2 separate regions of the Homo sapiens genome follow, and region 1 is linked to region 2. A link is an interaction called in ENCODE POLR2A ChIA-PET data of the cell type or tissue named here. Cell type or tissue: A673. All regions are shown on one strand. Links, peaks and the distances in the headings refer to the core of each region. The heading gives the core; the rest is flanking DNA. Region 1 overlaps ACTR2 (actin related protein 2). Region 2 overlaps VPS54 (VPS54 subunit of GARP complex).

Region 1 (2,921 bases), core at 237-2,736, 1.2 Mb after region 2:
AATCATATAACAGGAATGCTGTAATAGTTCTGAGTATGTAGAGGACTAGGAACCGCTTAGATTGTGTATTCTGTTTCTTACCATTTGTAGACATGAATAATCATCTTGATTTTATTTAGATACCTGAAGTTATAATGATTCCTTTATAATTAAATATTAAAGAAGATATTCAGATGTAATTTTGCAAATTTATGGAAATAGTTGTTATCCTAAGGTGTTTTCATTTGCTCCTTACATGCCTTAGGTTTTAAAATTGTAGGCTGGCTGGGTGTGGTTCCTCATGCCTGTATTTCCAGCATTTTGGGAGGCCGAGGTGAGAGGATTTCTTGAGGCCAAGAGTTTGAGACTAGCCTGGGTTAGTATAACAAGACCCCATATCTAGTAAAAATAAAAATAAAATTACAGGCTTTTTAAAAAGTTACGATTCTTTTAACCTCTCTGGCAGACCCAAATTAAATATTCTAGGACAGGAGTGTCCAGTCTTTTGGCTTCCCTGGGCCACATTGGAAGAGGAATTGTCTTGGGCCACACATGAAATACACTAACAATAGCTGATGAACTAAAAAAATCACCAAAAAAATTTCATAATGTTTTAAGAAAGTTTGTGAATTTGTGTTGGGCCTCATGCAGCCCGTGGGCCATGGGTTGGACAAGTTTGCCTGGAAACAAGTTTGTACTTACGATCACATGACCAATGTTGGTCCCGCTTGATTTTCTATCTCCCAGCTTGACCAGTGTCTCAGTAGGGTTGCCCAGAGGAGGAAAACTCATTTGATCCAATAATTTATGTGGATTTTAACCATTCAAACCTCCTTCTGAAATCAAGCCACTTAAAGTGGCCCAGATAGGTGAAAATCTGGAGGTCTGTGAAACTCTAGGTTTAGGTCCTCTTCACGAGCTAGGCCCAGGCCCCTGGTGTTACGTGTCTTGTTACCAGACTAGGGTGATTTCATCAGCATTGAGTTAGATCACCAACAAAATGAAGGTTTCTCCAGTGCGTGCTATGTTGCTGGCACAGTGCTTAATAAGGTCCAGTCGTACAGAGAAGCTTATAGTGCTAGAATAATTGCATTTGCATTTATGTAATTGACATTTGTAGTTGATTGTGGCCTGCTTTATCGGGCTTATGCTACTTTATATGTTGAATTTAGGAGTGTTTGAAACAGAAACAAACCAAAACCAAATTTGGTTTCATCTTGCAAAATGCTTTGGTATAAGTAGAATAAATATTTTGGTGGCCTAAGATCAGAACAGTCACTGTGCAGTTAACTTACTAAAGAACATCAGTACCATGAGATAAAATTAGTAAGGGGAAAATAAATATTAAATAAGCCCAAATGGGGCTTTATAAATCCCAGGTTATTATTTTTTTGAAGAGAAAAAAAAAATGTACTTTTAGAGCAGATGTAGATAGAATTTTTCATTTTTGCTTGAAAGAACATTATACTGTTCATATTCTTACCATTTGATGACTCAGTGGGAAGTAAGGGAACTAGTTTAAACCACACTGCTGTGAAGAGGAAACTATATATGGTAAAATCTATTTCTTAAACACAGCCTTACTGCACACAATGAAAGAACGAAGTCACCAAGTCTTAAAATGATTGACATGGGGGAGGAATTTCAAGGATTAAGATGATACCAATGATACCAAATGATAGTTTAGAAAGGAATGTTTTCTTTGTATTTTATCACATCATGGTTTAGTTTTTTTTTTTTTTTTAGACAGAGTCTTGCTCCGTTGCCCAGGCCAGAGTGCAGTGGCATGATTTTGGCTTACTGCAGCCTCCATCTCCCGGGTTCAAGCAATTCTCCTGCCTCAGCCTCCCCAGTAGCTGGGATCACAGGTGTGCACCACCACGCCAGGCTAATTTTTGTATTTTTAGTAGAGATGTGGTTTCTCCATGTTCGTCAGGCTGGTCTCCAACTCCTGACGTCAGGTGATCTGCCTGCCTCAGCCTCCCAAAGTGCTGGGATTATAGGCGTGAGCACTGCGCCCAGTCTAGATTTTTTTTAATACTGATTATTATTATTATTTGCAGAAGTAATCAGATTGTCAGTTTTATATTATTGAAAAATTGGGGCCAGGCACAGTGGTTGATGCCTATAATCCCAGCACTTTGGGAGGTAAAGGTGGGAGGATTGCTTGAGGCTGGGAGTTCAAGACCATCCTGAGCAACAGCGAGACCCCTGTCTCCACAAAAAATAATATAATTTAAAAATTATAATTTTTATTTTTTCTTTACTGCTTCTTGCAGAGCAGGACTACCCCATAGGCAGTGTGCCCAGAGTAGCCAGTATAATTTTTTTTTTAATTATTTTATTTTATTATTGTTTTTGAGACAGAGTCTCACTCTGTCTCCCAGGCTGGAGTGTATTCATGTTATCTCGGCTCACTGCAACCTCCGCCTCCCAGGTTCAAGTGATTCTTCTGCCCCAGCCTCTCAAGTAGCTGGGATTACAGGCATGCACCACCACGCCCAGCCAATTTTGTACTTTTAGTAGAGATGGGGTTTCACCATATTGGCCAGGCTGGTTTCGAACTCCTGACCTCAAATGATCCTCCTGCCTTGGCCTCCTAAAGTGCTGGGATTACAGGTGTGAGCCCCCACACTCAGCCTTTTTTTTTCCTGACAGGGTCTCACTCTGTTGCCTAGGTGGGAGTGCAGTGGTACAATCATGGCTCAAGGCTCAACGTAGCCTCAACCTCCCTGGGCTCAGGTGATCCTCCCACCTCAGCCTCCCGAGTTTCTGGGGCTACAGGTGTGTGTCACCACGCCTGGCTAATTTTTGTATTTTTTGTAGAAATGGGGTTTTGCTCTGTAGCTTCAGGCTGGTCTCGAACTCCTGGGCCCAAGCAATCCACCCACTTTGGCTTCCTACAGTGCCAAGATTACAGGTGTGAGCCACCATTCCCAGCC
Region 2 (2,921 bases), core at 300-2,799:
CTTTGCCATCCACTCAGCCTGCCTCTCTGTACCCTTCTTCACACATGCACACCAGTAATCACCAGGATACCTCTGCTCCTTCTGCTCCCTCAATGCCCCTTTCTCACACTCTCATCCTGGTCCGACCCCCTCAACCTCAGTTTCCCTTATCTACACATGCTTTTCCTATCACTTCTATGCCAACTCTGTCTCAGATACCTACTCTTGAAACTTCAATGCAACACTTATTATGCCAAAACAAAGAAACAAGTGGATTAGACACGTGGGCTTACCCAGTCACACTAGAACCTCCTATCTTCCAAAGGGTACAAATGTGTCGTTATGTACCTCTTAATCTTAGCTTTTTAAAAGAATTTAAGGATGCTTGTACTCAGTATGGTCCTACTTCTCCTTATGTTAAATGGTATTACAAACTTTTTGTACTGAGGTCATTTTGCTTCCTTTAGACTGGGACCTTTTGGCAAAAGCTTTTCTAACCCCATTAAAGCATTTACAATTTCGTATCTGGTGGTCACAAGAGGCCCATCTGCAGGCTCAGCTAAATCGGACTAATAGTATTCTAATTACTCAGGCTCAGCTCACAGGCTCCGATAGTTTCTCTGATACTTATGCCCAATTAAACTTTGATGCTCTTACCACAGAACAAGTAACAAAGGTGTGTATGAGAGCTTGGGATAAATTATGCGCCCCAGGCCAAGCTCCTGTTTCTTTTACTATGGTTAAACAAGGTCATGATGAATTATACCCTGATTTTTTAGCTAAATTACAAGATGCCATTGAAAAATCTGTCTGATGAGCATGCTCAAGGTATTCTTTTTCATATGTTAGCTTTTGAAAATGTGAACCATGAGTGTAAAATGGCCATGCATTCCATCCAATGACAAAATTTACCTGATCACGAGGTGTTCCCTGCATATATTAAAGCTTGTGAAGGCATTGGATCAGACACCCACAAAGCTATTCTGTGGGCACGGGCCATGAAGGACCAATCAAACTGGCCCCACTAATTCTTTTCTTGGAGCCTGCTATAATTGCAGTCAACTTGGTCATACTCAGAAAAATTGCACTGTTAAAAACTTAAAAGCGGCCAAGCCGGCTCAACAAACATGGCCAAATGCTGCTGCTACTGTTTGCTCACGTCGTCGCAAGGTAAACATTGGGCAAGTACTTGCCACTCTAAGTATGATACAGATGGAAACCCCCTACCACAGAACCAGGGAAATGGGAAGTGGGACCAGTCCCAGGCCCCAATATCAAATGGGATGCTTCAGACTCAGACCAACATTGCATTTCCACTTCAGGCAGTCCCAACGCAGCCCCCACCACAAACAAATTTACCTACAGTCAACCCAGATGGGTCCCAGCCTCTTCTTCTCAGTACAATGCTTGTCCACCTCCACGTTAGGGGTTGGGGCGGTCGATCTCTGTAGCACTATTCCTCTAAATTTACTACCTAACTCTTTGCCTTTAATTGTCCCCACAGGGGTCACTGGCCCTTTACCTCAAGGTTTGGTGAGCCTGGTGTTAGGTAGGGCATCCACCTCTGCTAAAGGAATCACCATTCATACTGGTCTCATTAATTCTGATTCAGTTGACGAGATTAAACTAATCGTGTCTGCCAAGCTTCCTGTTTCCATTCCGGCCGGTGACTCAATTGCTCAATTGCTTTTACTACTTAATATTGTTTTAAACAAAGGAGATAAGACACGTGGCCCTGGAAGGGGCTCCAGCAGCGAAAAGGCCGCTTATTGGATTAATGTAATTTCTGAACAACAGCCTACCTCCATACACATTCAAGGAAAAAAGTTTGAGGGTTTAGTAGATACTGGGGCTTAAATTAACATTCCACCTAACTCTTATAGTACTCCCAGTCAGCATATGATGGAAAACATGCGGTATGTTCCTGGACTCCGTCTCCGTCCAAAACATGAAGGGATTACTAAACCCCTCCCAATTACTATAAAAGAAGACAGGGCTGGTTTAGGTTATCCTTTTTAATGGCGGCCACTGCCACGCCTCCTGATCCTATTCCTTTACAATGGAAATCTGACACACCCATTTGGATTCAGCAGTGGCTGCTCTCTAAAGAAAAACTGGAGGCTTTAACTCAATTAGTTTCTGAACAGTTACAACTTAGAAATTTGGAACCTTCTTTCCCGCTGGAATTCTCCTGTGTTTCTAGTAAAAAAGAAATCAGGCAAGTGGTGGATGGTAACCAATTTAAGGGCCATTAATGCTGTAATTAAACCTATAGGAGCCTTCCAACTCGGCATGCCTGCCCCTGCTTTAATACCTAAAAATTGGCCTCTCATAGTTATTGATTTTTTTATATTGCTTTACATAAATCAGATTGTGAAAAATTTGCTTTTATTGTACCATCTATCAATAATCAAGAGCCTGCAGCTCATTATCAATGGAAAGTACTTCCTCAGGGAATGCTAAATAGCCCTACAATCTGCCAGCTTTATGTTGGGCAAGTGCTTTCACCAGTTCGAGCCCAGTTTCCCCAGGCCTATATTCTTCATTATATTGATATTTTAATTGCTGCCCCCACTGATAAAGAATTGACTGTTATCAAATTTTGAGCTGCTGTGTTAGAGGCTGGATTACACATCGCTCAGGACAAAATTCAACAGACCACTCCTGTTCAATATTTAGGAATCATGGTCGATAAACATATTCAACCTCAAAAAGTTCAAATTAGGAGAGATTATTTGAAAACTTTAAATGACTTCCAAAAACTTTTGGGTAACATTAATTATTTAACACCTACTTTAGGCATTCCGACCTATGCACTAACTTGTTTTCTATGCTGCGGGGAGATTCCAATCTCCGCAGTCCCAGGACTTTGACCCCTGAGGCTTCACTAGAACTGGAATTCGTAAAGAATTCAGACCATCCAGTTATCTAGAGTACAGCCG

The links. Peaks named below come from ENCODE experiments on the same cell type or tissue, not always from the same donor. Only the 100,000 strongest peaks of a DNase experiment are listed, where the experiment ranks them.
Region 1: POLR2A ChIA-PET joins it to region 2 with 13 read pairs; 3 of 35 experiments call an interaction of 5 or more read pairs at or near these places.

Annotation. Positions count from the first base shown.
Region 1 is chr2:65,231,291-65,234,211 of GRCh38, forward strand. All of the region lies in intron 1 of ACTR2 (actin related protein 2), which reads left to right. Among named protein-coding and RNA genes, the nearest start is that of ACTR2, 4.9 kb to the left of the region's middle. In A673, for the core only: no CTCF peak of the experiment used is centred there; a DNase peak (open chromatin) is centred at 1,571; H3K27ac peaks cover 1,654 bases.
Region 2 is chr2:63,990,495-63,993,415 of GRCh38, forward strand. The region is part of intron 1 of VPS54 (VPS54 subunit of GARP complex); the gene reads right to left. Among named protein-coding and RNA genes, the nearest start is that of VPS54, 27 kb to the right of the region's middle. In A673, for the core only: no CTCF peak of the experiment used is centred there; DNase peaks (open chromatin) are centred at 1,717 and 1,897; H3K4me3 peaks cover 755 bases; H3K27ac peaks cover 882 bases.